Linked DNA regions of Homo sapiens: region 1 is linked to region 2. A link is an interaction called in ENCODE POLR2A ChIA-PET data of the cell type or tissue named here. Cell type or tissue: Caco-2. All regions are shown on one strand. Links, peaks and the distances in the headings refer to the core of each region. The heading gives the core; the rest is flanking DNA.

Evidence for each region. Peaks named below come from ENCODE experiments on the same cell type or tissue, not always from the same donor. Only the 100,000 strongest peaks of a DNase experiment are listed, where the experiment ranks them.
Region 1: POLR2A ChIA-PET joins it to region 2 with 5 read pairs; 2 of 35 experiments call an interaction of 5 or more read pairs at or near these places.

Annotation. Positions count from the first base shown.
Region 1 is chr9:136,346,921-136,362,495 of GRCh38, forward strand. GPSM1 (G protein signaling modulator 1) reads left to right here. Exons shown (of 14, transcript NM_001145638.3): 10 at 1,777-1,847; 11 at 2,667-2,843; 12 at 8,770-8,926; 13 at 9,422-9,630; 14 at 11,094-12,681. The coding sequence ends at 11,300. DNLZ (DNL-type zinc finger) reads right to left here. Exons shown (of 3, transcript NM_001080849.3): 3 at 12,563-15,260. The coding sequence ends at 15,092. Among named protein-coding and RNA genes, the nearest start is that of DNLZ, 9.0 kb to the right of the region's middle. RefSeq lists an enhancer at 5,797-6,091. In Caco-2, for the core only: no CTCF peak of the experiment used is centred there; a DNase peak (open chromatin) is centred at 7,880.
Region 2 is chr9:136,645,561-136,661,135 of GRCh38, forward strand. LNCEGFL7OS (lncRNA EGFL7 opposite strand) reads right to left here and starts at 14,861. Exons shown (of 2, transcript NR_135132.1): 1 at 14,761-14,861; 2 at 3,050-3,505. It overlaps LOC102724193 (a long non-coding RNA gene), which reads left to right and starts at 1,124. Exons shown (of 4, transcript XR_930443.3): 1 at 1,124-1,984; 2 at 3,138-3,519; 3 at 7,836-7,958; 4 at 8,134-8,536. It also overlaps a transcript of EGFL7 not described here. RefSeq lists a cis regulatory region at 1-1,472, enhancers at 103-800, 801-1,497, 9,542-10,166 and silencers at 440-489, 1,100-1,289. In Caco-2, for the core only: no CTCF peak of the experiment used is centred there; DNase peaks (open chromatin) are centred at 9,961 and 12,981.

The DNA.
Region 1 (15,575 bases), core at 4,625-12,624, 300 kb before region 2:
AGAACCCAGGGCTAACGGTGGGGTCCGGGTGCACCTGAGGCCCCGGCACCCTGCCTGGCCATTCATGCTGCTAACTTTGACGAGTGCCCCAACCCTGGTGGCTGTGCTCCCTGATGCAGTGGGGCCTGGACAGGGTAAGGGGGTGTCTGGGCCTGCCCCCCGACATCTGCCTGATGCAGGCAGCCACCAAGCAGCTTCACTTTAGGAGCTGAGCCTCTCGGGGGGATGAGTGCGGAGGGGAACTGCCCGGCCCGGCCCATCCATGCCGGCGCAGTCTGATGAGGAGGGCGCTGAGCTCCGAGGCGTAGTAATGGGGCCAAGTCTGATGGTCTGGAGGTGCCAGGACTGGATTCTCAGAGTGCCCACTGATGCCAGGGCTGGTTCTGGCCCCGCCCTCGGACTCACACTGGGTGTGCGCAGGGCTCCTGGGCACAGCCCGTGTCCAGTGTGTCCACGGGTGGAGGGACGCTTGGTTCCCAGGAAGACTGGGTAAGGGTGGGCATAGGGGGGTGGGAGCTGTGGGTGAGCAGGGAGGAGGATGAGGGTCCTCCCAGCTGCGAGAGTCTCCCTGGAGATGTGCCAGGCGTAGGGACAGCAGAGACAGGGTCCTCAGTGTCAGCCTCGTTCCGCCGTCGTCCCCTCTGCCTAGAACGTTCTGCTGCCCTTTCCACAGTGGCTGTGCCCCTGTCCGTCCCGCCGCCTCCTCAGGGAAGCGCCCGCAGACCCTGGCTCTCAGCCACAGCATCGGGCCCTTCCCACAGGGCTTCCTGCCTGGTTGAGGACATTCCCCACTTCCCGGATTCCATCCCATTTTTTCCGTTCGCCAACTGATTTCTGATCTGCCAGGTCTGTCGTGCCCTGGATACAGGCTCCTGAGAGTGCTCAGGGAGCGGCTGGGCTGAGGTAGGGCCCACTCTCCCAAACTCCCAAATCCTTTCGGGCCCCGCAGGGCTGAGCGACACCCGTCTCTGCCAGGGCTGTGTTGGGACAGGGCTGAGTGACACCCGTCTCTGCCAGGGCCGTGTTGGGACTGAGGCTTGAAGGTGGGCCTGGCTGTGGGGCTTCCCAGGGGCCCGGGACAGGCACTGGTGGCTCCGCTGAGTCTGCAGCTGGCCAGTGTTGGGTCAGGCAGCTGTGCCCCACCACCCCACTGCGGCTAGAGGGGATGGGGGTCCCTTGGGTGGAGACACGGCCAGTAGGGTGAGCCCCGGGCCAGGAGGGATGGACAGGAGCCCGGGGAAGGTCCCACGGCAGAGCTGGTCTGGGGGATTCATCTGAGGCCTTTGCGTCCCCGACCCTGGCCTGGGCTGCCCGCAGTGAGCTGGGAGTGGACCCACAGGCCCGCCCCACCTGCCTCCGGGGCACAGCATGATGCACCCTCAGGAGGGGGGATTGGGTGGCCTCACAGAGGTGACCAGGGGCCACAGGAAGGGTGATCCAGGCAGAGGGAACAGCAGGACTGACGGGGGAGGCCCTGTGTGCGGCAGGGGAGAGGCCTGTCCAGAGCCGGGCCCTTCCAGCACAGGGAGCCAAAGCCAGACCCCACCTGGCCCCAGCCAGGACGCGCTCTGTCTCGACACCTGTCCCCTTTGACTCTGACAGTACAGTCGGGGAGACGCAGAGGACACTCAGACATGGCGCTCGCCTCCACAAGGGGGGCTGGCTGTCAGAAAGCCATGGCCGGGCTGGTCCTTGGCCCCCCAGAGACTCTGGCCTGGCCCACCCAATGCGAGGTGCCAGGGTGGTGCTGGGCTGACCGGGTCCCTCTGTCTTCAGGGGCCAGACCCAAGAGGACGCAGAGGCTGAGCGCGGAGACCTGGGACCTGCTGAGACTCCCCCTGGAGCGGGTGAGCCAGGGACACGGGACCGATGTCAGCACAGCCGCTGCCAGAGCATGGGCAGCGGGGTTAATGAGGCAGAGCCACCGCCACCCACCTCAGCCCCTGTCTGCTGGGAGATAAATGTGCCCTCCTCGGCCTGATGCCCTGCATGGCCCATCTGCCACCTGCTCACCCATGTCCCTCAGCGTCTGGCCAGCTGTGCCCCAGGCGAGGCATGGTCCTCACACATTTCAGGCCCCCATACTCCACCCAGCTGCTATGCCACCACACCCTCGGGAGCCCACAGACAGGGGCACCCACTCCTGCCTGCTCCCTGCCCTCTCGGACTCTGACCCAAAGTGGGCACAGCTGCTGCAGGTGCAGACACTGGCTGGGGTTCAGCAGACCCACACAGACAGATTCGGGGGCTGCCTGGCGTAGGGCCCTGGGCTGGCCCTGTGCCTGTCGGCAGTGGGTGCTGTGTGGCCTGGGCCAGCAGCCTGATCTCTCTGAGCCTCTGGTTCCTCTGGTGTGGCCTGTGTTCAGTTGTGGATGGCCGTCAGGGTTCTGCTGTGGGGACGAGACCCAAGGACGCCCACAGTCACTGTCATTGCTGGTATAAGCCGGCTGACATTTGCGGGGGCCACTGGCCCTCAAACACCCCACCCTGCCTCTCCCGGCCCCAGCCAAGGGCCCACAGCCCCAGTCCTCTCCTCCTCTCTGGGTACTGGGCACCTACGGCGTGCATCCATGAAATGGAGGCGGCCTGGCCTTCCCTTCAGGGTCCTGGGATGGGGACATTGGTTCACAATTGCCCAGGCCACGCACAGCCTTACCCCTCCCCAGGAGCAGAATGGAGACAGCCACCATTCAGGGGACTGGCGGGGGCCCAGCAGGGACTCGCTACCCCTCCCCGTGAGGAGCAGGAAGTACCAGGAAGGCCCGGACGCTGAGAGGAGGCCCCGGGAGGGCAGCCACTCCCCGCTGGACAGCGCCGACGTCCGGGTGCACGTGCCACGCACGGTAGGCGTCTTTGACGGCAGATCCAGGCCGAGAGGGAGGAGAGCTTGGCAACTGCGCCCCAACTCCACTGCCAGCCAACGGGGCCAGGTCAGGCCCGGGCACTCCGGGGAGGCAGGGGTCCCTCCCCGGTGCACCTGGTGCAGTGCTGTCCTGGGACCCCGGTGGGGGCTCTGGGCAGGGCTCAGTGTTTAGCATTGTGGTCGCACCTGGCCTCAGAGGCCCCGGCCACCGAGGAGCCTCCTGGGGACTCTAGGCTGGGCTCTTCTGCATGGAACGCCCCGCCTCTCTTTGGGCCTCAGTTTCCATCTTGTTCACCAGTTGGGGGCTGGCTCTTCCCAGCCTTCAGGTGGCCTCTCTCTCTGACTCCAGCCCCCACCCTCCTTTGTTGGGACCCTCCAGACCCATCCGCTAGTCACAGGAGCGTGTCCCTGAAAGGAACTGGCTGCCTTCACTGTGAGAGCCGGGCTGCACAGATCCCCTGATGGGGTGCCCCTTCCTGAGGTGGCTCTTGGAGGCTCTGGCCAGTGAGGTCAAGCCTGTGTATCCTACCAGGGCCCTGGAGGGGTGGACGAGGCCAACACAGTCCCTGGGGGAATCCTGGGATCTCTGACACCTGGCGGGGGTCCCTGAGCAGAGGGGCCTGAGGGGCACCCAAGGGGTGGGTGGGAAGCCCCTAAGCCACACCCATGGTCAGGCCCTGGTGTGGAAGCACCTGCAGCTCCAGCTGGGCCAAGGTACTGGGGCCTCTCCTTGTGGGTGCAGGGGCCGGGGCAGGACCGATGGTGAGTGGGGTCATGGAGGGGATGCAGCTGGGTGGCCTGTGCATGGCTGCAGAGCCCCTGGTGAGGGGACAGCAAGGGGCTAGGTCCACTCAGGGTTCCTCCTGGTCAGGGGCTGGGAGGCCCCACCCTGCCCTACCCCACCTGGGCTCAAGGTCACGAGTGGAGCAGAGGGTCACAGCCCAGCAAGCAGCAGCAGCGCAGCCTGGGCGCCACCCGGGTCCTCAGGGCTAGCCAGGAGCCCCCCGCGTTGCTGTGGCACACAGAGGTGGCGGGAGGGGTGGGGCAGTTGCAGTGACTGCCAAGTGTATGGGTGGACGGACGGGGGACAGACAGACTGGTGGTCAGACTCGGGGTTGGTGGGGGGACAGGTGACAGGCCGGGCCTGTGCCTGGCAGGTGTCAGCTGTGCCAGGGCCACCCCAGCCACGGGAGAGCTGGTTGGTGTTCAGGGGCACCGATGGGCCGAGTCCGGGTTCGGAGGTCAGCCTGGAGCTCCCCCGAGCAGGACGGCTGGGTCCAAACCACTAGAAATAGTCTGAAATTGTTCTTCCGTGGGCACCAACCTGCAGAGGGGTGTGGGTGCTGGGCTGGGATTCGCAGCCCCCCGAGGCTGCCCAAGCCCATCCTTCCCACCAGCAGGGCACAGCCTACCTTCCCCTCATTCAGCCCCAGCACTGCCCAACCATCTGGGCTAGGTCCATCCGTCCACTGATGGGAGAGGTGTGGAGGGAAGGGCACCCAGGGAGCACCTGGTCAGGCCTTCCCGGGGGTCCCGGTGATCCCCCAGCCTCCCTGGGCCTGGAGGGAGGAGCAGGACTGGGACCCAGACACCTGCCCTGTCCACAGCTGGCCCTGCCCTGTCCACAGCTGGGTCTGCCCTGTCCACAGCTGGCTCTGCCCATCACATCTGGGCCGCCAAGGAAGGAGTGGGAGGCTGGCAGCATGTGTGGGACAGACCAGTCAGCCGGCCTCAGGGGCTGATGGCTTTCTAGAAAGCACAGCCTCTGAGGGCTTCCAGGCTTCACGTCACCCCAACAAACTGCCCTGGGTCTGGGCCAGCAGGGCAAGGGGACACAGTTCCAAGTGTCCAGCTGCCTGGCCCAGCACTCTGGAGGCCTTGGCCAGGGCCCCAGGGAGCCCCCACCTGCTGCGGGCCCTGCTCCCCTGGCCCCTGCAACCACCGCGGGGCAGGACGCCTGGGACAGCCAAGATCCTGGCCCCAGACAAACGGGGTTCCCAGGGTCTGTGAGGACGTGGCAGGGCCTCTTGGCTTTCTGCTGACCTGAACCCCACTGGCCTTACCGAGGTCAGAACCTTGGGTACCTCCGAGTAAGGACCGTCTGCACCCTGGTGGCAGCCTGTATGGGGACTGCAGCGAGGGTGGGTGGGGGATACATCCCTGGGGCGTCAGTGGCCGGGTGGGCCCCCTTCCCCCTCTGCTGGGGTCCTCAGGGAAGGGCTTTCAGCTCTCAGTTGGGGTCCTCATCTGCAAAGTGCAGCTGATACCAATACTGCGCCGTTGCTGTTGGTGACACCAATACTGCGCCGTTGCTGTTGGTGACACCAATGCTGCGCCGTTGCTGTTGGTGACACCAATGCTGCGCCGTTGCTGTTGGTGACACCAATGCTGCGCCGTTGCTGTTGGTGACACCGATGCTGCGCCGTTGCTGTTGGTGACACCGATGCTGCGCCGTTGCTGTTGGTGACACCGATGCTGCGCCGTTGCTGTTGGTGACACCGATGCTGCGCCGTTGCTGTTGGTGACACCGATGCTGCGCCGTTGCTGTTGGTGACCAACCAGCCCCTGCCCCTCCCCACCCTGTGCCCAGACAGTGCAGGGGCCTTGCAGCCAGCACATTCGGGGCTTTGGGATCTGAGGCGGTGTGGCTGGGTGTGGTCTGGGGGTCCAGAGAACTCATTCTGGGGTGGAGGGTAGGGGACAGGGCAGGGTTGGCCTCAGAGGCTGGAGACAGTGTAGGTCCAACCAGGAATGAGACAGAGAGGCAGCAACCAGAGGCTTGAGTTGAGCTGGCCGGGAGGCCCTTGAGCCAGGGCACTGGGGAGCCACCGAGGGCTGTGGGACAGGAAGGGCCGTCCCGGACAGAGGAGTCCAGATGAGGACAGCAACCCGCCCAGGTCCTCTGCGCCTGCCTCCGTAGTCAGGCTGAATAAAGAGGTGGCTTTCCCCACCTGGCCCAGCTCTGGAGGGAGGCCCAGGGGCCCAGGTGTCAGCGGGAAAAGGGCTCTTCGGCAGGCTGTCTGCCCACACAGCCCTCCAGTGTGCCCGCCCACAGGCACGGGGAGGGGGAGGTTCACTGCTGCACTTGCTGGGGGAGTGTTTACGGAGTGCGCCTGTGTGTGAGTGCGAGCCCACGTGCGTGTGTGTGAGCCTGTGTGTGTGCACGCACTCAAGTGAGCAGGGGCGGGCGCTAGGAGGGCCGAGCCCTTGCCCAGGGTCCTATTTAAGCCTCAGGCATCCCAGCATTGAGGCAGCACTTGGCACTTTGGGCAGGGCGGTGGTGGCCCTGGGCACCTTGTGTCCTGCCTGCGCTCTGTGTGGCCAAGCACCCAGCGTGGCTCCCTGCTGCTGTGGAGACAGCCTGTGATCCGCGTGAGTCTGGGGTCCCTGGGGTCCTAACAGGTGGAGGCTGAGGGAGCACACGGGCCTCTGTGAAGCCGGGTGGGGTGGTCTTGGGCCGGGTGCATTCCCCTCCTCCGCAGGAGAAACTGGGCTTGTGCCAAAGCAAGAGAGACTAGAGTCAGACTGCAGGAGGGACTCTGAGGCCTCCGGGAAGGAGGGAGCCAGGGCTTGGGGCAAGGGAGAGGTTAGAGCAGGGAGGCGGAACCCCGAGTCCCACTGGATATGTTCTACTGGGACATAAATGCAGGGGAAGGTGGCCTTGGGGCCCAGGGTCCTGCTTCTGAGGGGCTCCAGGAGCCCCAAACTATCCAGAGCCTTTCCCCGTACCAGGCACTGAGCCACGGTTTTGCACCTGCAGTCGTGGGCCCCTGCCCCCATGTGAGGGAGGCATCAGCCCCTCAACAGCTGGCCCCAGCCTCAGGGAAGGGGAGGGCTGCCCGACATAGGACCCTGAGAGGGGCTCTGCCATGGGGCCTGGGACATGGCCCCTGACGGGTCCTGCCTTTCCCAGGAGGGACCTTGCTCAGTCCACCTGGGCCCCGGGTCACCTGGGGGAGTCCAGATTGGGCCAGAGGCAGAGGCCCCCCGCGGCTGTGCCCTAGGTCATCATAGCCCAGGAGCCAGTTCCTTTTAGACCAGGAGGCCACATCCTCCTGGGGAGGTACCTGTGTGGCCCCAACTGGCACTCAGGCTGGCAACCCCAGTGCCACCCTCTGCCTGGACCTGCAGCTCCCAGAGCCCTGGCCCAAGTGGATGTGGCCCTCCCCACAGACTGGGCCAATTCTCCCCTCCCTCCTGGCTGGGGAATCCGGGGGAGTGGGGGTGTTGCCTTAGGCCTGAGCCAGGCTGCAGGAGGAGAGCCCTGCGGGGAGAAGGGGGTGCTAGAACTCTCCCTCCTCAGGTCTGCCTCAGGGACAGGAGGTACCTCAGGCTTCCGTGACAGCTGGGGACTGACTCCAGGGGCCAGAGCCAGGTGGGGTCTCTCCTAAAACAGGGCTGTCCACAGGGCCCTCGGCTCAGCTCAAGGGTCTGAATCCCAGCTCTTTTTTGCTCCAGCATGACCTTGGGTAGGTCACACATGTCTCTAGGCCCCACTCTCCTGTGCCCTGGGCCGAGTCCAGCAGAAAACTGGAAGCAGGACGGGAGCCCTAGTCCTGGGCTGTGGGGGTCAGGTGTCGGGAATTCCAGTTGTCTGTCAGACAGCTGTCCGTCTCCTGGGCTGTGGGGGTCAGGTATTGGGAATTCCAGGCAGCATCGGGGACCCGGGAGGTGCCATCTCCACCAACATTGCGTCTCTTGTTAACTCGTTCAGCTGTGAGCCCAGCATTTGCAGACCTGGAAGAGGCCACCAGCCGTGAGATGGACAGGCTGGGGCCGGGCAGGGGCTGCCAGCGCCGGTCGGGAGGTGGACGGGGCTTGGAACCATCACAAACACCCTTCAGCCCTGGGGCCCGGACCAGGCCCTGTGAGGCTGGGTCACGGGGTGGACCTGCTTCAGCTGGGCCCCTTGGGGGGCCACAGGAGACCACGCCCTCCAGCCTCCCTTGTTTGGGTGTGTGGACTGAGGCCCAGGGCGGGGTTCATTCCTTCGAGTTCATTCACACAGCAGACACCGGTGAGGGCTGTGTAGGGCATGGACACAGGGAGCTCATGGCAGGGCTGACACAGGGTGTGGTGGGCACAGGGACAGGAGGCACGGGAGGCTTCCCGGGATGTCTGGGAAGTGTTCCAGGCCAAGGCTGGGGAGGCTGGCCCAGGGCAGGTGACGGACAGAGGCCTGGACTGGGGTAGCACCCATGAGAGGGGAGAAGTCCGGGGCAGTCGGCGGGTGCCGAGGGTGAGTGACACGTCCTGGGGGAGGGGTAGCCGGGTGCCGAGGGTGGATGACACATCCTGGGAGAGGGGTAGCCGGGTGCCGAGGGTGGTGACACGTCCTGGGGTAGGGGTAGCCGGGTGCTGAGGGTGGGTGACACGTCCTGGGGGAGGGGTAGCCGGGTGCCGAGGGTGGGTGACACGTCCTGGGGGAGGGGTAGCCGGGTGCCGAGGGTGGGTGACACGTCCTGGGGGAGGGGTAGCCGGGTGCCGAGGGTGGGTGACACGTCCTGGGGGAGGGGTAGCCGGGTGCCGAGGGTGGGTGACACGTCCTGGGGGAGGGGTAGCCGGGTGCCGAGGGTGGGTGACACGTCCTGGGGGAGGGGTAGCCGGGTGCCGAGGGTGGGTGACACGTCCTGGGGGAGGGGTAGCCGGGTGCCGAGGGTGGGTGACACGTCCTGGGGGAGGGGTAGCCGGGTGCCGAGGGTGGGTGACACGTCCTGGGGGAGGGGTAGCCGGGTGCCGAGGGTGGGTGACACGTTCTGGGGGAGGGGTAGCCGACAGGGGGCAGGTTAGAGTCCCGATCTTGGCCAGGGTCTCAGAAGTGTGTGTGGCCTGGGCAAGCAGCCCCCGGTCTCGTCTGGGGGTCTGCGGGGCTAGCTTTGGCTGCGGTGACCCCACTCCCTCCCCAGAGCATCCCGAGGGCCCCGTCTTCGGACGAGGAGTGCTTCTTTGACCTGTTGACCAAGTTCCAGAGCAGCCGCATGGACGACCAGCGTTGTCCCCTGGACGATGGCCAGGCCGGGGCTGCCGAGGCCACGGCCGCCCCCACCCTGGAGGACAGGATCGGTGAGTGCCCCCCTCAGCCGGGCCCTCCCTTGGGCTTGTCTGCAGGGGCCAGGACCAGGGCTCCCGTCCTGCTTCCAGTGAGGAGTTTTCGGGGGCAGACCAGCAGGCCAGCTGCAGAGCACCCTGTCACTGAGGGCGCCCTCCGCAGCCCCCACAGAGCAGCATCCCGGGAAGCGTGTCATCAGCCCGCCCTCCGGGACACACTCAGGCTGCAGGGGCAGTCTCAGGGAGGGGGCAGGGCGTGGGGGACTGGCGTTCTCCTCCTGTCTCCTCCTGTCACCCCCTGGAAGCCCCTGAGGTGGGCGTGGGAGCCACAGCAGGGGGAGCAGCTGAGAGCTGCCTAGGCCGGTCAGCGGAGACTCCCCCAGGAGCCATGGCCCCAGCAGCACAGTGGGCTGGGCTGGGCTCAGAGGTCAGAGCTCACTGTGGCCGCAGCCCGAGCCTCGGGCTTGACCCCGCACTGGGTCCCAGGTCTCACCCTCTGGCCCCCCGCAGCCCAGCCCTCGATGACGGCCTCGCCCCAGACCGAGGAATTCTTCGACCTCATCGCCAGCTCCCAGAGCCGCCGGCTGGACGACCAGCGGGCCAGCGTGGGCAGCCTGCCGGGGCTGCGAATCACCCACAGCAATGCAGGGCACCTCCGAGGCCACGGCGAGCCCCAGGAGCCGGGGGACGACTTCTTCAACATGCTCATCAAGTACCAGGTGGGCTGCGGCCCTGGGCGGGCGTGGCTCGCGGCCCCTTTGCCATCCACGTGTGTGGAGGCAACTTGTGTCCTGAGGGGTGAGGTGGGCGCTGGTTCTGCCATCTCCGGTCATGTTTGAGGGACTCCTGGGGGACTCAGCCAGTGTCACCACATGACCAGGGGTGTCTGAGCCTGAAGCCCTACTCCTGGGAACCCCGGGCTGCTGGAGACACCAGAGACCCCCCCTGGCAACCCCAGGACACTCCCAGGCTGTGCCACCCCCCTGCCATGCAGGAACTCGGGGTGGGGGCTGGGGGGTCACAGGTCCTGGAGCTCATGGCCTCAGGGATTCCCCACCAGCCCTCCACACCCGGCAGGGAAAACACGGGCCAGATAGCACCCCCAGAGTGGGGAGGGCAGGGGGATCCAGGGCTGCCAGCTGGCTGGTGGGACAAAAACAGGGACCATCCAGGGACCACACAGTGGACGGCATGGGCGGAGGGTCCAGCCCCAGAGGGCAGAGCCAGGGCCGGGGCTCCAGCCTGGCAGCCACGCCAGGAATGACCTCCTCATCTGTGTGGGGGTGAGCCAGGTAGGGTGGCCGGAGTGGAGACTGCTGAGCCAACTGCTATCCCAACTAGGACCTCAAACTCTGGGGGTCTCGCCATCCCTGTGGGGTGCAGCCATTGCTGGGAAGGGGTTCAGGGTCCGTAGACTTGGGAACAGGCTGGGGGTGGAGGCCGCTTGGCCCACCACGAACCAAGCCAGCACGTTTCCAGGTCTGCCGTCCTCCCCACAGCAGAGAGGAAACCTCGGCCCGGGGCCAGGCGTCCGACCAGCCACCTCCAAACCAGCCCCACCCAAGAGGCCCAGAGTCCCCCATCCACACGCATGCCTGCGCCAGCTCCCGTCCCTCCTGCTCCAGGCGCTTCAGAGAAGCCCAGACAACCCCTTGGCCCCCTGGCCTGCACACTGGAGCAGGCGAGGCCCACGGGGTCAGCCACCTGACACAAGGGGAAGCCCTGGGGGGCGCCACACTTCGGGCTCTGGAAGCTGAGACCTCAGGCCTGCCAGGGTCAGTCCCAGGCTGTGCTGGTTTCCAGGGCTGGGCAGAGGGACGGCCACGCATGCCCGTCCCTGGGGATCAGCAGATGTGGGGAGCAGGCATCCAACGCCGCCCTAGCCACTGTCTCCTGGGCCTGGCACACCCATGCCCAGTGGGAATCGCTGGACCTGCTTTTCCTGGGCGGGCCTGCCCTGGGCTCCTGCGGGTTGGTGGCGGGGCCACCAGAAGACTGCGCTCAGGGCCCGGGCTCCCAGCACAAGACCCCAGAGCGAGGCAGGCCCCAGAACCAATTTCCTGGGTGGACAGGGGGAAGCCCGTGAACAGTGCACGCTGGCCTCTGGAACCACCGCTGCTGACCAGCCCCGGACCACTGGGGCTGGGGGGGTGAGGCCGCCAACTGCACTGTGTCCACCCAGTCCTCCAGGATCGATGACCAGCGCTGCCCGCCACCTGACGTACTGCCCCGGGGCCCTACCATGCCGGACGAGGACTTCTTCAGCCTCATTCAGAGGGTGCAGGCTAAGCGCATGGACGAGCAGCGGGTGGACCTCGCCGGGGGCCCGGAGCAGGGGGCAGGCGGCCCGCCCGAGCCCCAGCAGCAGTGCCAGCCTGGTGCGAGCTAAGGCCCTGTGCCCACCGCCAGGCCCACCCTGCCCCCACTCCTGGACGCCGGTCTCACAGTCACAGCCACGTCCTCCCGAGGCCATTGCCGAGGACAGGCACTGGGCATGCAGCCCCACGGCCTCCCCGACCCAGGGCGACAGGCTCAGGCCAAGCTGCCCGTGGTGGGAGGGCGTGCTTCCATCCCGGGCTGGCCCCCATGGCCCTCAGCTTCCTCCCTTCTGCCCCTGCCGCAGGCCGGACGGGGCCTTCGGCATGTCGGCCCCGACCTGGTGCTGTCAGACTCCCGCATCCTCTCCCCCAAGCCCTTCCCGTTCTGCCCTGCCCTGCCAAATGTGAAACCCTGCTGTCTCCCCCACCCTCCCCAAAGGTGTCTCTGAGCCGCCTCTTGGGGCCACCAAGGACAGGGCCATGTTCTGTCCCCCCAGAGCTGGTCTTGGGATGGCCGTGTGACAGGCATGCTCCACCCCTCCAGCTTCGTCCTGGGGCAGGGCTCCCTCCAAGCCTGTCTCCCCACTCCCCGGCCAGAGGTCAGCAACCACAGAAGGCCCCCCAGACCACGCATGGCAGACCAGGCTGCAGTGGCAGCCCTGAGGTGCCCCCCGCCGAGTCCCAGGGCCCTGCAGGGGCCTCGACAGGAGCCGGGCCTATCTCTAAAGCAGAGGGAATGGCTGGGCATGAACTTCGACATTCCAAAACCCCAAGCCAGGAAAAAGGGCAGGGCCTGGTCCTAGGGATGCTTACTGGCAGCAAGAGCAGTGCCCAGTCAGGGTGGGAGGTAGCACCAGGCTCTGTGACCCTCACCCAAGTGGGGGGGTGGTCAGTGGAAGCTGGGGAGGCTTCACTCAGCTCAACCCTGCAGACCCCCCATATGAGAACCCCCCTCCTCCCACCAGCTGGGGGAGATGACATCACTGCTCTCTCCATGGGGAGGGGGCTCACAGGGCACCAAGTTCGGGATCCTAGGACTGGCAGGACCTGCTGGAGCCTGAGATGGGCCCCAGGGGCCTGAGGTTGCCTCCTCCTGTCCAGACCCAGCCTTGGCACCTCCCAAGACTGCCAAGGGCCCTACCATGGCCCCACAGCCCCCAGGGCTGGCAGTTCCATCTAGGAGGGTGCCTCTAGGCCCCACTCTCAGGCTAGGATGGAGAGGCAGATCTGGGCCTGGTGAGGTGACCTGCTTCTGGAGGGGCAGGGCCGCACCCGAGAGCAGGGACAGGTGCCCGAACACAGGGTCTCCAGGACGTAGCGCCCCCCCGCATACTTGAATGTATGTGCGTATTTATTGCTCACGTCTGTGCCATGTTGTCAATGGGTCCTTTCCAACCCAAGAGGTACATTTGTTTTTCTGTTTTTCCTGAAAAATAAAGTCGGCCAAGTGAGTGTGGTCCGTATGGGCTTAGTCCCGGGTGGGGGCCTAACCCGGTAAGAGGCTGCACTGTGCAAAGTGTCCACAGATACCCACTGTCTGGGCCCTCTGAGACCTCAGAGAGATGGAGTTCCCACTGCATTTAACCACGGGGGAGCTGGGGCACAGAGGGGTGAAGTGGCTGCCTGCTGTCACCACTGATTCCTGCACCCCTACCTCCTCACGCTCCCAGCCCCTAGGGAAACAGAGCATGCTCTGAGCTGACACTCACGTGGCCGGGACCAGCCCCCAGAAGCAGCAGCCCCCAGGTCAGCCCCACGACCCCCTGAGGACCCAGCCTGCTGCCGCCCACCCAGCACCCGGGGGAGGGAGGTCCTTTCCTGGAGTCTGATCCGGCTGGGCTCAGGGTCTGGACACTGAGCCACAGTGGAGGAGCCGACGGCAGATCTGCAGTCTTGGGGCTTGTCTGGGCGCTGCTTGTGGTGGGTGGCACCCCCACGGGGCCCCCGTCAGGGGACACACAGGTGCGCCGGGCAGTCCTGCTGCCCCTCGCCACAGCCCACCTGGCCATGTTGGCAGCCACAGCCTCTGTGCTGGTTGACTCCGTTGCCTCCTCCACCCCAGAAGGGGCCTTGGGAACCAGAATCAACGTGTACTCCAGGTCCAGGGTCCCAGCCAGCTTGCGTGTGGTGGTACACGCACACAGGGTCCAAGTAACCGTGCAGGGCCCAGGACCGCGCACAGCCAGGGAAGCGCAGCAGTGCCGCCCACGCTACTGGCTGGGACAGCCTCTGAAGGTGCGGCCGAGGAACCTGCTTGGAGAGACGCTGTGACGAGGGATGCCCAGGCCAGCAACCGTGCCCGGGAGGCAGGGATGTCCTGGGGCGGGGGGGTGTAGAGTGGCAGGAGATTAGGATGGCAAAGCCCCTTGCAGAAACCTGGCTGTGGGATTGGGGCTGCGGGGAGGGAAGGGCGGAGGGAGACAGGGTCCAGGGGGCCTCAGGCAGGAGCTGGCGGGATGCTTCTGGCACGCGGGGGGTAGCCATAGGTCTTCTCTAGGAACGTGCCAGCCTTGGGAAGGATTTCCCTCCAGGGCCAGCCTGGGCCCAGAGGTGCTGGCATCAGACAGAAAAGACATGGTAACGTCCACATCCCAACTACCAGCCGCCATCTCCCCATCCGTAAGAGGAGGGGTTGGCCCAAGCGGCTCTCCTTGCTCTAATTCTGCACTTCCAGGTCCAGACGGCTCCCTGGACCTCCCCACATGCTGGTCCAGGCCCTCTGGAGGCAGTGAGGCAGCCAAGCCAAGCCCAGCCCCACTGCACTTCCAAGCCCCCAAGAGACCCCCAGCCAGTGCCTCCATGGAGGAGCAGGCCTGGGTGCCGGTGGCTCAGCCGAGAAGAGGACAGTTTCCACAAATGGCACAGAAGGCTCTGGGTGGGAATAATAGAGGGTTGTTGGCTGAAAGAAGGACAGGGGGTAATCGAGGCAAAGCCCACGCCACAAGCACACTGGGAACGATGCCGCCGCGCCCCGGCCTCCCACGGGCCGGATGTGAGCTGGCAGTCCTGGCCGTGTCCCGCTGGGAGGGGCCGCACTGGGTCCCTGTCGTGCTCAGTCCTGCCTCCACCTCCCACCTCGCCCCATTCTCTTCCCTGCCGGAGTGTGGCGGGTGATGAATGCTGAAGGTTACGCTGCCCAGAACGCTTCTGCAAATAAACAGGCTGCTGTGTTTGCTCGCTTTCATAAACACGGGAACATCCTGCGCACAGACAAGGCTGGGAGACAAACCCCACACACCTCGGAGGGCCCTGGGGACGTCCAGAGCGCTGTCCACCGAGGGAAGGAGGCCCAGGTGGCTCCCCCGGGAGGGGTCTGGAGCTCCTAACACACGGCCACGCCATAGCTGCTCGTCCTGCCTGGGCCAGCAGGCAGCCTGGTTTGCTCACTGTTTCGCCGACGGCCGGCGGCCGAGGACCAGGGCTCAGGTCTGCACTGGCTCACGGAAGGGAGGCCGCCAGAGCTGGCCAGGGGGGCGGCAAGGGCCTTGCAGAGGAAGGCTGAGGCTCACAGGGGTGGTGACCTGCTCAAAGTCACGCAGCGACAGCCAGGAAGGGCTCTGACGCCACATCCAGCCCCCTTTCCACGCGACTGTGGCCTCTGTGGGCAAGAGCTGGGTGACTCTGTGTAGAAGGAACTGTGGTGAGGCGAGAGGTCCTGCGGCTCCTATGTCCCACCCAGCAGCACCAGGGATTCAGAGCAATCGTTCTAACTCCAGAAAAAGAAAGGCCACGAGGGCCACAGGCCCCAGCATCTGGAAGTAATGTCTGTTTATTGATAGAAAACAGGCCACGTCCAGAGAGGCCCAGGGCCAAAACCTCCTTCTGGAAGGCCGAAGTCCCACAGTGCCGGGGAGCGCAGGAGTCAGCTCGGCTCCGTCTTGCCAGGGCTGGGGGGACCCTCATCCTCACCCGCTTCCGGAGCTGCAGTGGATGTGGGGGCCCCTGCAGCCTCCAGAACCAGTTCCAGGGCCCCCTCGCCCGCCACACGGTGCACCTGCTCGCCTCTGGCCGTCAGGATCTCTTCGATATTTCTGGGGGGCAGGGAGGCAACATGGCTCTTCAGGGCCCCCCAGCCGCCCTGCACTTCAGTCCCCTCAGGGCGCCCCATGGCCAGGCCAGAGCTGCAAGCACCAGGCCCAGCACTCCTGTGGCATCAGGCCACACGGGCACTTCAGACGCTGGCCTGTGTGCCCTCACCAGCCCTGTGTCTCTGCCGGTATGCGCCGCCTCAGGAACCCAGTCTCCTGCTCCTGCCCCCTATGTGCCAGAGGGAAGAATCTGCAGCCCCGGGTCTGATGGGAGGACAGTCCCAGCTCCAAGGGCCAGGTACCACCAAGCACCTGGCA
Region 2 (15,575 bases), core at 6,113-14,112:
AAGCGAGAGCCCTGTCACCACGGAACAGGTTAGAGGGGCACAAGCCTCTGTGGGCCTCTCCCACGCCCCCCACCCCCCACCCCCCGTGCTTCTGCAGAAGTGGGGGCCTGCAGGGGCTCTGGTGCCTTCCCACAGCAGGTGTCATCAGGGCAGGAACACAGTCCCCACCGCCTACCCATGGGTTTCACGTGCTGGGGGCAGTCATCACCCCAACCTCAAGAAGCCAAGAGGACTGGATGTGGCCCCAGCACCCCACCAGCAGCCATGTCCTCCCAGGGAGGGAGCATGACTTACGCCTGGGGCAGAATAGGCTGCAGGGCCTGCTGGGAAGCCGTTCCCGGACCCCAGCTCAGTCCTCCGGCAGATTCACTCAGAGGAAGGTAGCACTGGTGACCTGGCCGGTGCTAGGCCCCCAAGCCCGCCCGCCAGCGTTCTTCAAGTCTGCACGTCCGAGGGCGGGAGGGAGCATGGACCCTGTCAGCCCCACCCTGACTGGGGTGGCCCCATATCCACCAGAGGGCAGCTGGGCCCAGTCCGGGCCATCCCCTTCGGGAGCCAGCACAGCAGGAGGGCCCCTTGTCAGCCAGAGCCTGGGTGGACGGCAGAGCCCCCGGGGCCGCCTCTGGACTGAGTTTGTGCCTCACCTAGCTGGGGCCTGACCTCGAGAGGTCACTGTTGCCCTGGGCCTCAGTTTCCCCATCCAACAGGTGGGGAGAGCGTTAGCACCCACATCACGGCGGCCCCACAGATCAGTGCAGCGTGAAGTACTCAGCTAACCCTCCAGACCCCGGAGGCTGGGCCTCCCACCCCGCTGCCCCTGACCCATCCTGCACATCTGCCCCCACCTGGCTCCGCTCGCTCCCCTTGCTCCCCTCAGCCTCCCGTCCCGCTGGGTGGGGGCCTCCAGCGCCTCCGCCTCCGCCTCCGGGCTTCCAGGCAGGAAGGCGGCGGAGAGGAGCGTTTCCGCGCAGGCTGCTGTGCTGGGAGTGCAGCCTGTGATAAGGACACACATGGCCGGCTGCACGTCCGCCTTTTGTCCCTGGCTCCCGCCAGCCCTTCCTGCTCCGGCCTGCAGGGTGGGGACTATGGGCCCGGCTGCAGCCCTCCCCCGACCCCCACCTCCACTCTGCCCCTGGCTCCACAGCCCCTGGGGTCCTGGCTGCCCTGGGGGAGTTTGAGGCCCCCAGTAGCAGCTACGGCTGGGGCCCCGGACAAACTGGGGGTGTAGGAGCTCTAGGAAATCAACCCCAGGGAGGCTGCTACGGCTAAACAGAAGCATCAGCCCCAACCCAGCAGGGCCAGATGTTCTGCTCTCCCTCCCCCAGTTTCGGCTGCCGGGAGGGTCCCCACCGAGAGTCCCCCCCGACTCCTGCACAGGCCTAGCCACAGGCTCCCTCCCGGGCTGGACCGACCACTCTCCTGCTTGAGGTCCCAGAGAGGCGCTGGCCTGGCCCGGCCCATGTGCCCCACAAACACCCCTGGCTGCTCCTCCGGCATCTGTCTTAAAGTGCCAGCCCAGCGTGAGCCCCGCATCAGCTACCGAGAGGTATCCATCCTTACCCCCGACTGCCCATGGTGCCTACGCGGCAACCTCACAACCGGTCTGCTGAGCTGGGTGGAGGAGAGGTTCCACCCACCCCAGAAGGAGTCCACTCCCATCCCCTAAACTCCAGGAGCTGCCCTTGGCTGAGGAAGGACTGCAGAGGGCACGGGGCAGGCTGAGCCCAGGGTGGCAGGGGCTGCATGGTGCCCGGGATGCCTGGCAGGAGAGAGACCCGCAGCCCAGAAGGCTTCCTCTCCAGGACTGGGGGCCCCTCAGTGCTCACACTTCCCACTAACTGCCAGCATCCCCTACAACATGGCCCACGTCTCAAGGGATTGGAAGGAGCCCCCGCAGAGGCCATCGGCACGGACTAGAATGCAACCCAGTGGGGCATCCACCGATGTGGTCAAACGCTCAGCCAAGATGGTGGGAAGCGTTCAGGTCTGAGGCATTTCTTCTTTTTCTTGAATAACACCTTTATGGCTGGCCACGGTGGCTCATGCCTGTCATCCCAGCACTGTGGGAGGCCGAGGCGGGCAGATCACCTGAGGTCAGGAGTTTGAGACCAGCCTGGCCAACATGGTGAAATGCTGTCTCTACTACAAATACAAAAATTAGCTGGGTGTGGTGGCGGGCGCCTGTAATCCCAGCTACTAGGGAGACTGAGGCAGGAGAATTGCTTGAGCCCAGGAGGCAGAGGTTGCAGTGAGCTGAGATCGTGCCACTGCATTCCAGCCTGGGAGACAGAGTGAGACTCCACCTTGAAAATAAAATAAAAATAACAGCTTTATTAAGAAATCATTTATATACCATACAATTCACCCATTTAAAATGTACAATTCAGTCCGGGCTCGGTGGCTCATGCCTGTAATCCCAGCACTTTGGGAGGCTGAGGCGGGTGGATCACCAGGTCAGGAGTTTGAGACCAGCCTGGCCAATATGGTGAAACCCTGTCTCTACTAAAAATACAAAAATTAGTCGGGCGTGGTGTTGGGCACCTGTAATTCCAGCTACTCGGGAGGCTGAGGCAGGAGAATCACTTGAACCTGGGAAGCAGAGGTTGCAGTGAGTTGAGATCGCGCCACTGCACTCCAGGCTGGGCGACAGAGGGAGATTCTGTCTCAAATAAATAAAATAAAATAAAATAAATAATAATAATAAGCGGGCGCAGTGGCTCACGCCTGTAATCCCAGCACTTTGGGAGGCCGAGGCAGACGAATCACCTGAGGTTGGGAGTTCAAGGCCATCCTGACCAACATACAGAAACCCCATCTCTACTAAAAATACAAAATTGAATGGGCGTGGTGGTGCATGCCTGTAATCCCAGCTGCTCGGGAGGCTGAGGCAGGAGAATCACTTGAACCCGGGAGGTAGAGATTGTGGTGAGCTGAGATTGCACCATTTCACTCCAGCCTGGGCGAAAAGAGTGAAACTCCGTCTCGAAAAAAAACAGAAAGAAAGAAAAAAAAGAAAATAGTAATAATAATAATAAAACGTACAATTCAGTGGGTTTGAGTAATAATTACATCATTAATTCTTTAAAATTATCAAATTATACATAACATAATTTGCCATTTTTTCCATTTTTTTCCAGACAGAAGTAACTTCTAAAACATTGCTAGGGAAACGCTCTGACATCTTCCGTAGAGGTGAAAAAGCACAGGTCTGACTCAGGTAGCTGCGAGTTCAAGTTCAGCCGCAGGCTCTTCCCCAAGGTGCTGGTCTTCGCAGGAACCCCTTGCAGGCAGCTGCAAAGAGCAGCACGGCGCGCACACACAGGGTCCGGCTGGCGTCTGGCCAGAGCAAGGGAACAGTAAGTGTGTCCTGGAGGCGCTCGCCATGCACTCACACGCCATCTGTGGATTCGGAAGTGACCTCCCCCTCGGTTGATGAGGGTTCTCTGCGTCTGGAGAACACAGGACGTCCACAGGAAAGTTCTCCCTCCTGCACTCCCGGCTGGCTCTGAAAATTATGAAGTAAGTTGAATGCTCTGAGGGCTTAATTCCATCTGCCCAACTTTTACATAAAACAAGGAAGTTGAGCCCAGTTTAGGGGAAGAATGTACAGAGCACCAGGAGGCAGGGTCTCCTCTGAAGTCTTTTTTTGGACCGAATCTCACTCTGGCCCAGGCTGGAGTGGAATGGCATGATCTCGGCTCACTGCAGCCTCCACCTTCCGAGCTGAAGCAATTCTTGTGCCTCAGCCTCCTGAGGAGCTGGAATGACAGGCATGCGCTACCATGCCCGGCTAATTTTTATATTTCTAGTAGAGATGGGGTTTCACCATGTTGGCCAGGGTGGTCTCGAACTCCTGACCTCAGGTGATCCACCCACCTCAGCCTCCCAAAGTGCTGGGATTACAGGCGTGAGCCACTGCGCCCGGCCTCTCCTCTGAAGTCTTATTGCCTACGTTTTTTTTTTTTTTTTAACAATTAGGCATTGTATTTTATATTCTTTTCTTTCCCTAGTGCACTGACTACTTATTTTATTTATTTTTTTGTTATTGTTGTTGTTTTTTAAGACAGAGTCCCACTCTGTTTCCCAGGCTGGAGTGCAGTGGGGCAATCTCGGCTCACTGCAACCTCTGCCTCCCAGGTTCAAGTAATTCTCCTGCCTCAGCCTCACAAGCAGCTGGGATTACAGGTGCCTGCCACCAAGCCCGGCTAATTTTTGTATTTTTAGTAGAGACGGGGTTTTGCCATGTTGGTCAGGCTGGTCTTGAACTCCTGACCTCAAGGGATCTGCCCACCTTGGCCTCCCAAAGTGCTGGGATTACAGGCGTGAGCCACCACGCCCTGCCTGTTTGTTTTTTAATTGACAAACGTGGTACATATTTATGGTACATGGCACGTTATGGTCTATGTGGACATTCGGGAACAGCTACGTCGAGCCAGTTCATACCTACATCACCTCCCGTGCTTACCTTTGTGGTGATGAGAAAGACTCTCTCGGAAATTTTCAAGAGCACAGTGCCTTTATTCACTCAAGTCGCTGGGTGTCCCATAGATCTTGGCACCGACTCCTCAACTGAAACTTTGTGTCCCATAGATCTTGCACTGACTCCTCAACTGAAACTTTGTGTCCCATAGATATTGCACCCACTCCTCAACTGAAACTTTGTGGCCTTCCGCCAACATCTGGCCACCCCGCCCCGCCCACCCCTGGGAGCAACTGCCCCACTTTCTGCTTCTAAGCTCCACTATTTCACACTCCACATATGAGTGAGAGCATGTGGGATTTGTCTTTCTGTGCCTGGCCTATTTTACTTAAGATTGTGACCTTAGGCCAGGCGCAGTGGCTCACGCCTTTAATCCCAGCACTTTGGGAGGCCGAGGCAGGAGGATCACCTAAGGTCAGGAGTTTGAGACCGGCCTAGCCAACATGGTGAAACCCCATCTGTACTTAAAAAAGTACTAAAAAATTAGCCGGGTGTGGTGGCGGGCCCCTGTAGTCCCAGCTGCTCAGGAGGCTGAGGCAGGAGAATTGCTTGAACCGGGAGGCAGAGGCTGCAGTGAGCCGAGATTGTACCACTGCACTCCAGCCTGGGCGACAGAGTGAGACTCTGGCTCAAAAAAAAAAGATTGTGACCTCCAAGTTCACACATGTGATCACAAGTGACAGGTCTCCTTGCTGAAGGGTGAACAGTGCCCCGCTGTGTGTATCCGCCACACTTATTCATCCATGCATGCACTAACTTTGTTTCTTGGCTATTATGAACAGCGTGCGACGCCCGTGGCCTGCAGCTATCTCTTAGACACATCGATTTCATTTCCGTTAGGTCTATACCCAGAAGAGGGATTGCTGGGTTACATGCAATGTTTAATGTTTTGAGGAACCTCCACACTGCTGTGCCACTTTAGCCATTTTTAGGTGTCCCTCAGGGGAATTCTATTCACAATAGGGTGCGATCACCACCACTATCTATGTCCAAAACTTGTTCATGCTCCCAGAGTGAAACTCCACGCACCTCAGGTGTGTGTCCCCGTTCTCTCCTCCTGCGGTCCTTGGTAACCACTAAGCTGCTTCCTGTCTCTATGGCCCTGCCCGCTGTGGACATCTCTTGTCAATGGAATCACTCAGGGCTCGTCCATGCCGCAGCTCCTGCCAGGGTGTCATTCCATTTTTTTTTTTTTTTTTTTTTTTTGAGATGGAGTCTTGCTCTGTCGCCCAGGCTGGAGCACAGTGGCGTGATCTCGGCTCACTGCAACCTCCACCTCCCGGGTTCAAGCAATTCTCATGCCTCAGCCTCCCAGGTAGCTGGGATTACAGGTGCGAGCCACCATGCCCAGCTAATTTTTGTATTTTTAGTAAAGACAGGGTTTCACCATGTAGGTCAGGCTGGTCTTGAACTGCTGACCTCAGGAGATCCGCCCGCCTCGGCCTCCCAAAGTGCTGGGATTACAGGTGTGAGCCACCGCGCCTGGCCTAGTGTTAATTTTTTTTTTTTGAGACGGAGTCTCGCTCTGTCGCCCAGGCTGGAGTGTAGTGGCGCAATCTCAGCTCACTGCAACCTCTGCCTCCGGAGTTCAAGCGATTCTCCTGGCTCAGCCTGCTGAGTAGCTGGGACTAAAAGCGCGCACCACCACACCCGGCTAATTTTTGTATTTTTAGTAAAGACGGGGTTTCACCATGTTGGCCAGGCTGGTCTCAAACTTCTGACCTAAACTGATCCTCCTGCCTCAGCCTCCCAAAGTGCTGGGATTACAGACGTGAGCCACCACCCCGGGCCTCATTCCTTTTTTTTTTTTTTTAATTTTTTTTTCCCCTTTTTAAATATTTGAGACAGGGTTTTGCCAAGTTGCACAGGCTAGTTTTGAACTCCTGAGCTCAAACAATCCACCATTCTTGGCCTCCCAGAGTGCTGGGATTACAGATGTGAGCCACCGCCCCTGGCCAGAGCTTCATTCCTCTTTACGGCTCAGCAGTGTCTCACTGTACGGATGGGCCTTGGCTTGTCAATGCACTCATCCGTGGATGCGCATCCGGGTCTATCCACCTCTCGGCTCCTGTGAGCACAACGCTGTGTGTACATTGCGCGTCTGTTTGAATCCCTGCTCTAGGGGAATGTACCTAGCGTGGAGTTTTGGAGACTGTGGTAATCCTATGTTGAGTCTTGTGAGAAGTGGAGGGACCCTTTCTTTGTTTGTTATTATTTTTAAATTTTTTTCCAAACTCTCTTCTCTCTGAAATTAAAATGTGTTCATATAAACTGTGGCCCTGGAGTTGGGCGTGGTGGCGTGTGCCTGTTATCCCAGCTACTCGAGAGGCTGAGGCAGAGAATCACTTGAACCACAGAGGCGGAAGTTGCAGTGAGCTGAGATTGCGCCGCCGCACTCCAGCCTGGGTGACAGAGTGAGACCCTGTATCAAAAAATAAATAAATAGGCCGGGTGCGGTGGCTCACACCTGTAATCCCAGCACTTTGGGAGGCCGAGGCAGACAGATCACGAGGTCAGGAGATCAAGACCATCCTGGCTAACACAGTGAAACCCTGTCTCTACTAAAAATTTAAAAAATTAGCCAGGTGTGGTGGCGGGTGCCTGTAGTCCCAGCTACGTGGGAGGCTGAGGCAGGAGAATGGCGTGAACCCAGGAGGCAGAGCTTGCAGTGAGCTGAGATCGTGCCACTGCACTCCAGCCTGGGCGACAGAGCCAGACTCCATCTCTAAATGAATGAATGAATGAATGAATGAACCATGGCCCACTCAGACTGTGGACTCCTACGAAGCAGTACTGAGTCACAGACACACACAGCACTGACCAACCCTAACCCATCACGGCCACGCGCAGTGGCTCACACCTATAATCCCAGCACTTTGGGAGGCCAAGGCAAGCGGATCACCTGAGGTCAGGAGATCGAGACTGTCCTGACCAACATGGTGAAACCCCATCTCTACTAAAATTAGCCGGGCATGGTGGTGTACACCTGTAATCCCAGCTACTCAGAAGGCTGAGGCAGGAGAATCGCTTGAACCAGGGAAGCGGAGGTTGCAATGAGCTAGGATTGTGCCACTGCACTCCAGCCTGGGCTACAGAGTAAGACTCTGTCTCAAAAAAAAAAGAAAAGCCATCGTGCTGGGCACAGGGCACTGGCCACTTGGCTTCCACAACACAAATCTCCCAGGAGCAGCAGAGAGCACGTCGGGGCTGCCAGGGGTCAGGCAGAGTGTGAGGGGCTTCGGAGGGGTGGGAAACATCCTATCCATCCTTGGCGGTGACGATTACACGGGGGTGCTCATTTGCCCAAATGCATTAAACTGTCCACGTAAAGAGGGTGCCTCTCGGACGATTTTAGGGCAGAGACGTCCGTGCCTGATACTGTCCTGGCAGCCACGTGCCCTCATACACTTGCCCAGACCCTGAATGTGCTACACGGAGTGACCCCAATTACACCGTGGGCCCCGGGTGACTGCGACATGTGAGTGCAGGTTCACCCACGTCACAGACGAACCGCTCCGGTGCAGGGGGAGCTGCGCACGTCGGGGCGGGGGCTGTGGCGTGGGACCTCTGTACCTTCTCTCAATTTGGCTGTAAGCCTACAACTGCCCTAAAATAAAGTCTCTTTATTTATTTTTTTATTTATTTTTACGCAGCTCTCTTTTCCTTAAAATAAAGGCTCTAAAATTGTGTGATTCCACCTCCCTGAGGCTAAGCGAAAGAGCCGCGTCTGCCCCTGTCCTTCCCGGGGGCTGGCAGGGAGTGGGTGCCCGGCGGTGACTCAGCCCTGCAGCCTCCCAGCCCTTCCCCGTATGCGGGCAGGTGATGCGGACGCCTCCGACCCTCGTGGGGTTTGTGGAGAGCGTTGATCAGCGCTGCCGTCAGAACAGGACCTGTGCGAGGCCTCGCAGATGCCGGGAGCCGGGCGGTGCTCTCGGTGCTTCTCATCAAATCCACTGGCTCTTCGAGAGGAAGCACATGTCACAGCCCAGCTCAAACAAGAAGCAAGAAAATCACTCTTCATTTTGGAATTGTAAAATAAAGTAGAAATTATCCTCAGGCTAGAGTGACCTTCCCGTCCTGCCCCAGCCACCCCCCACCTCCCAGCACCTGCCGGTAACAGCCCTGCACACAGCCCCGAGACCCTCCGCCAAACCCAGCCCACCACCCCCGGGAGGGCTGTGGAAGAGGCTAGAGAGCGCATCCCCTCTGGCTCCTGGGGTGGAGGCCTGCTGTGGGTTGGCTGGAATCAGCCCCCCTCCCCCGTGTCCTGGGCCCCTGCAGCCCTGCGAGGCGGACACCTAGCCACCCCTCATCCCAGGGAAGCCAGGGCCAGGGAAGGGCCCAGGAGGGGAGGGTTCGCCCTTCCTGCTGGATGTCGTTCCTTTAAAAATCCCTGCCGCTGGCCGGGCGTGGTGGCTCACGCCTGGAATCCCAGCACTTTGGGAGGCCGAGGCGGGCGGATCACGAGGTCAGGAGATCGAGACCATCCTGGCTAACACAGTGAAACCCCGTCTCTACTAAAAATACAAAAAATTAGCCGGGTGTGGTGGGGGGTGCCTGTAGTCCCAGCTACTCGGGAGGCTGAGGCAGGAGAATGGCGTGAACCCGGGGGGCGGAGCTTGCAGTGAGCCAAGATCGCACCACCGCGCTCCAGCCTGGGAGACAGAGAGAGACTCCGTCACAAAAAAAAAAAAAAAAAAAAAAATCCCTGCTGCTGGAGTGGTTGGGGGAGCCGGCTGGGGGTGCAGACTGTGGTGCCACTGTGGCCGCCGCCATCATTGTCACCATCATCAGCATCACCATCATCAGCTGCCATCCCTGAACCCTCAGGCTTTGCTGGTGGCTGGGAGGGAGGCCGAGGCTGGCATGGCCTGCTGCCCTGACCTGCTTCCTGAACGCTCCGGCCACCCAGGCCTGCGTGGAGTAGGGTCCACGGGCAGACAGATGGGCAGGCCCCTTAGGCAGAGCAGCCCTCCCCATCCCGGCAGTGTGGGGGTCTGCCGGGCAGCCTGAGAGAGGAGTTTCCAGTCATTGCCCAGGCAGGGGTGGCTCAGGAAGCTGCAGTCCCCCCCAAGAGGCCTGATGGTGCTGGGCGGGTTTGCAGCATCCCGGCTGAGAGTCCAGTTGGTGTCACCTGGGCCAGGATGGTGGCCAGTGGCAGCAGCAAGGATATAGGCATGGGGGTGTCCTGCCTGATGCAGAGTCATGGCCAGGGCCTGGGGAGGGACCTGCCCCGTGTCCCCTCCCTGCCTGGGGAAGGGCCCGGACCACCTTCACACAGTCACCCTAGGGCACTAGTGGGGAGTGAAGGAGCCGCCCCCCAGAGCAGGACAGGGAGCTGGTGTGGAGACATGCAGGACAGGGCGCTAGGATGCAGGGGTGCAGGGTGCTGGTGTGGAGAGATGCAGGACAGGGTGCTGGGGTGGAGACTGCAAGGTGCTAAGGTGGGGACGCACACCTGGCAGGGCTGGAGGGAGCACGGGCTGGTGGCAGCCTTGCCTCTCAGGCTGCTCCGGGCCAGGGTGACTTGGGAAAGCCAGGCTCGAGAGGTGAGGCGTTGCCTGGGGTCACACGGCTGGCAGGAATGGCCAGGGCTGGCTGCAGGGGCCCGCACTGCCCTCCCGCCTCCACCAGAACCCGCTATGTTTATTCAGGGACGTGAGGGGGTGCCCAGGTCCAGCAGGTGTTAAGCCGAGCAAAGCCTGCAGCCCCAACGAGACAGCCACGGGAGCTCGGCACCCTCAGTCCCCCAGACAGGGCTCTTCCCCTCTTTGGGCCTCAGTTTACCCATAGGTGAAAGGAGGGCACAGTTAGATGGTCCCTAAGGCCCCAGGGACCCAGGCCAGCCTTGCCCTCCCCCCAGCCCCAGCAGTAGGGCATCTGAGCCTTTCATCAGGAAAAGGAGACTAAATTTATGCCTCAGGCCCCCTCTGCGCTTGGCGGGGCAGAGGTCAGGCTTCCGGCAGCCCCCACCCCTTGACGCAGTTCCCCTTCCCCTCTGGGGGGCTCTGGGGGGGCTCTATTGTTCTCGAGGGCTGGTTCCCAATCTCCCCGAACACTCACTTCCTGTTTCCTGGCTGAGAGGAAACAGAGATTCCTGACCAGGCAGATGCCTTTTTTTCCCTTTCTCTCTTTACATTTTTTAAGGGTATTAAATAATAGTGATAATATGACGGCAGCCTTGGTGCTGAGGAGTGTGGACTCGGGGACTGGAGGAAGCCCAGGGCCACCTGCATGGGGCTCTGTTGACCCTCCTTCGAGAATCTGCTGGAAGCTATGGACCCCTCCTCCCTCCCCACCAGGGAAGGGCCCAGGCATAAACTGTGTGCACTGTGACTGGGAACAGGGAGACCCCGGCACCCTCCCCAGGACTCCCAAGACCCTCCACGCCCTGATCTGACACGTGGGGAAACTGAGGCAGACAAGCTTTCAGGGCACCTATGGTCCCTGACCCTACCGGAGCTCTATGACAACCCCGCAAGAGAGACAGGGATGAAGCCTCCAGGGAGGGACCCTCACACCCTTCCCAGAAGCCCACAGACCCCAGACACACGGGCATCCCCAGGGGAGGGGCCCCCCACCACTGTGCCTTGCGGAGACTGGGGTCCCTGTGGCTCTGGGTTCCAGTCCAGCCCTGCCGGGGAAGGCCCTGGGAGCTTGAGCAGCCACTCCCATGGGGCCTCAGTTTCCTCATCTGTAGATGGGGTCAGATCATTGCCTCCACTTCGCAGGGCCAGGGCAACGGCCCCAGGAGGAGACACCCGAACGCAGCACCTGCTCACAGGCGTACACCGTCTCTCCCGCTATTTTCTCCCCTAAAAGCTTGGAGCGCCTGGTCCCCAGCTCTCCCCACACGGGCAGGCGGGGAGAGGACAGGGCGGCCCCCAGATCTCCCCAGGCGGGCAGGTGGGGAGAGGACAGGGCGGCTCCAGCTGGGGGCCGGGCTGCTGAACTGCCGCCACCTCAACTGGCTGCCCCACAGGCCCTGAGCTCTCGGGAACTTCTCCTTCCGTCGCGGGAGATGAAGTGCTTTTTCCTCTTGACGTTAACGGCTGCCCCATCTGTCGGGCCTGGGCAAATCACAGCCCACCGAGTGGGACTTCTGTGCCATGTACTGGCGCCAGGCGTGAGGGCAGCCTCAGGGGGCCGGCAAGTCCCCCTTCCTCAGCCCCATGGGAACCTCAGCAGGGGTGGGAAGCAGTCTCCAGGGCCTGCAGGAGCGGGATCCCAGAAGCTGGACACTGGGACCAGCCCCGTTCGTGGCGCTGAGGACCCCGAAGGGACACGCGAGGCCCTGGCAGCTGCATTGGGTGGGGACTCTGAACTCACTCGAGGGTCACATGACCCTCCTTCAAGAATCTGCTGGAAGCTACGGACCCCTCCTTCCTCCCTCCTGGGAAGGACCCAGGCACAAACTGTCTGCCCCATGACTGGGAACTGGAGACCCCGGGACCCTCCCCAGGGCTCCGAAGACCCTCCATGCCCTGGTCTGACACGAGGGGAAACTGAGGCAGAGAAGCCTTCAGGGCACCCATGGTCCCTGACTCTACTGGAGCTCTATGACAACCCCGCAAGAGAGACAGGGATGAAGCCTCCAGGGAGGGACCCCCCACACCCTTCCCAGAAGCCCACAGACCCCAGAAGCACAGGCATCCCCAGGGGAGGGGTGCCCCACACACTAGGGGCTCCATCTGGGGCTCACGCTGCTCCACAAGGCTTTCTCAAGTCAGACCACCAGTGCCCACCTCGTGAGCTGCCAGGCAGCACCCAGTGTCCATCTGGGGACCCCTCTCCCAGGCTCACTCCACAGTGGAGGCCTCTTCTCTCTCCTCCCCTCCAGACTCCCTGGGTGCTGCTGGGGACATCCACGGAGCCTGCAGCACACAGCCCCCTGAGCCCACACTGCGCTCTCACCCCAGCCAGGTGTCTCCCCTGTGAAGCAAGTCTCTCCCTAGGGACGGATTCTGCCGTTTAAAAAATAAGATTTTCTTCACCTTCCTACATGAACAAAAATAACAATACAGCAATACCACTGCAAAATCATCAGAATGGCTAAAATGAAAAAGACAGACAACAGCAAGTGCTGACAAGGGTGTGGGGCGGCCAAATGCTCCTGCACTGCTGGCAGGGGACCTGAGAACTGCAGGGCATTCCCTGGCTTCCTGCCCCTCCTGGGACTGGGGACCCCCCAGGGACAGCCTAAGGGAACTGCATTTATCTTCACGTCTGCCAAAAGATAACACGAAGATGTTCAAAGCTAAGCCCCCAGGCTGGTAAGAGCTCCAAGGCACCAGCAGTGTGTGCAGAACTGGGGGGAGTCTGTTCTCCCAGGGATGCTCCCATCACCTGCTGCCAGCAGTGGGGCATGCCGGTCCCCTGGGGTGTGGCCAAGGGGCTGTGTCTCCTGCCCGGGCTGCCGGCCCCTCTCAGGTTCACTTTCCCATCTCTAAGCCCACGTCTCGCTGCAGTTCAAGTTTGCCAGGCCACCAACGGGTGACACGCCCGGCGCAGTGGGGGACTCCGCACTTTCTGCGCACCTGCTCCAAGTCACCTCTTCCAGGTCCGGGTCCCTGCCCTGTGGAGCGCGCACCCGGGCAGGGGCATGGAGCACCGGCAGGACTGGACTTTGTGCTGAGTGTGGTGGCGCCTTAGGAGGAGGTCACACAACCCGATGTGTCCCTCCGCGAAACTCCCTGAGCACTGGGTGTGAAGGGCAGCGGCGCCCAGCAAGGCCGAGGAGGGGCGACTGTTATCCAGGCAGGAAGCGGGGTGGACCGGACCAGGGTAGGGGCAATGTCAGGAGAAGGGGACACTCAGATGCAAAGCCGGTGGGGACCTGCCAAGAAGCCAGCCCACAAGGCCATGGACTCCTCCACGCCATCAGCTGGAGCAGTGGGCAGCCCCAGGAAGGGAGACGGGAGCGGCCAGGGGAAGGGCGAGGGGTCCCCCGGGCGACCCCCGAGGCTCAGGCGCCCGGACTCCAGTCCTGGGCCTCCGTTTTCCACCCTTGAACAAGCGGCTTCCACCTGTGAGCCAGCTGCCTCCTCTGAAAATGGAAGCCCCTCAACTCAGAGGGTGTCGCTCTGGGACGTGGGTCAGGGGCCGGAGCAGGCAGGGAGAGGTGAGAGGAAAGGCTGGGGACCCTCACTTCTCCCTGCCCAAACCCTCGCTCGGGAGCAGACGGCTCCTCTGCCCGCAGGCACCCCTGCCTGGCAGCTCCCTCCAGCCCCCGTCGGGTCCGGGACGTCCTCTGATGGGAAGGTTCCACCACATCCGTGGCTGACAGAGCCAGCCCGTCCGAGGCCGGGGGGCGCTCGGGGTAAACAGGAAGCCCCATCCCTCCCGCACTCTGCTTCACTCCCTCCTCCTGCACCTCCTGCAGCCCGGCTCCCGCGGCCGCGCCTGGTGCCCCTCTGTCTCGCGCCACCTGAGATGCCCAGGCTGGCCTCTGCCAGGGGCTTAGTCTGCCCTCTCCTGGGGCTTCAGAGGCCAAAAGCACCCTGGTGAGGGGTCCGGGAGGCCCGGGAGGGCCCGGGGGGCTCTGCCAGGCCCCTCCACGCCTCTCTGCCCAGCCAGCACGCTCTGGGAAGGTAAGGCAGCCCTTCCCCTTATAACTAACCTCAGAACATTCCCAGGTGGCTGGAAGGCCACTGGACAACATGGCCCTGCTGACAAGAGAGACAATGGGGAAACTGAGGCCTGTGTGGGGCACAAAGCTGGGACCAGAGCTCCAGCTTCCTGCCCCTGCCGGGCCTCCACCTCTGACACCACCCCAGGCAGGGTGAAGCCCTGGGCTCCAGACCTTCCAGTGCCCAGATGAGGACAGGCGCAGGCCTTGGGGTGGCCACACTCTCCCACCAGGTCTCCCCCTCTGTGCTGGGCCCCTGAGGTGAGGGGAGGAGGCCAGGCGTGGGGCCCGGCCTGGCTTCTGTGGGGCTGGAGCCTGGGCAGGAGGCACTGCTGACTCCCAAAATGATTCCCTGCTGAAGGTCTGTGCCATGATCCCAAACACACACCACCAGAGCGGCCAGGGCAGGGAAGGGGGCACCTCCAAGGACCGGAGGGTGAGGGAGGGGCCCGCCTGCCCCTTGCTGAGCCCCTGGGCCTTGGGCACAGAGTGTGCTCCACCCATACCAGAACCCGGGGGCAGCCCCAACCCCCTGGACCCCCAGTACCCTCTGGCGTCCAAGAACCCATGTCTGTCCCCTGCCAACCCCCCGCCCCTCCTGTCCCCGCTGGGCCCCCGACATTAGGGCAAGGCCGCAGCCCACCTCCTGTACCTGCCTCTGAGGCTCCAGGAGCCCAAGAGAGTGGAGTGCCCCTCCTGTGGTGGCTCCAGGCTATGGGATAGGGCAAAGCTGGCACTCTGGGCCTGAGCCCAGGCCTCCTTCCCTTGGGGAGGGTCTAGTCTTGGCCTGGGGAGGGGCTGGGGGCAGGGCAGAGCTTATCAGGAGGGGGTTGCAGTGAAGAACAAGTTGGCAGCAGGCGGTGCCCAGCCCCCCAGGCTGTCACCCAGGAGTCCAGTGCCAGGAGGACAGCCTGGGGAGGACGCAGACTCTGCCCTCGCCCCTTGCCTGTAAGCACAGCAGTCAGTTCACCGGGAAGGCCCCCAGCGGGCCAAGCCTTAGCAACTCGTGCACTCGGCTACTTAGCTATTCCTGCCCCGAGCTGTCCCCTGGCCGGATAGGTCTGATGACAGGGGCTGCTCCAGGTTGGGACATAGGACAAGCTGGGGTGGGGGACATGGGGCTCCCCAAGAAGAGGAAGGAAGGGTGAGGCAGCCTCCTGTGCCGAGCATCCCAGCCCTGTCCGGCCTCCAGGCTCACCTGGGCCGGTCACTTCTCCCTCTGGGCCTCAGTTTCCCCCTCTGTACACAGAAAGGGCTGGATCTAGCCCACCCCATGCTTGTGGGTCCTTCCACCAGGAGGCCAGGGCAGATCCAGGGGCATGCAGGTGGGGGAGGAGGGGGCAGGCCGCAGGGATGCAGGCAGAGGGCAAGAGGGCACCTCCTGGGATGGGGGCACAAGCCTACTGGGCCCCTATACGGTGGAGTAGCTAAGTAGCCGAGTGCACGAGTTGCTAAGGCTTGGCCCGC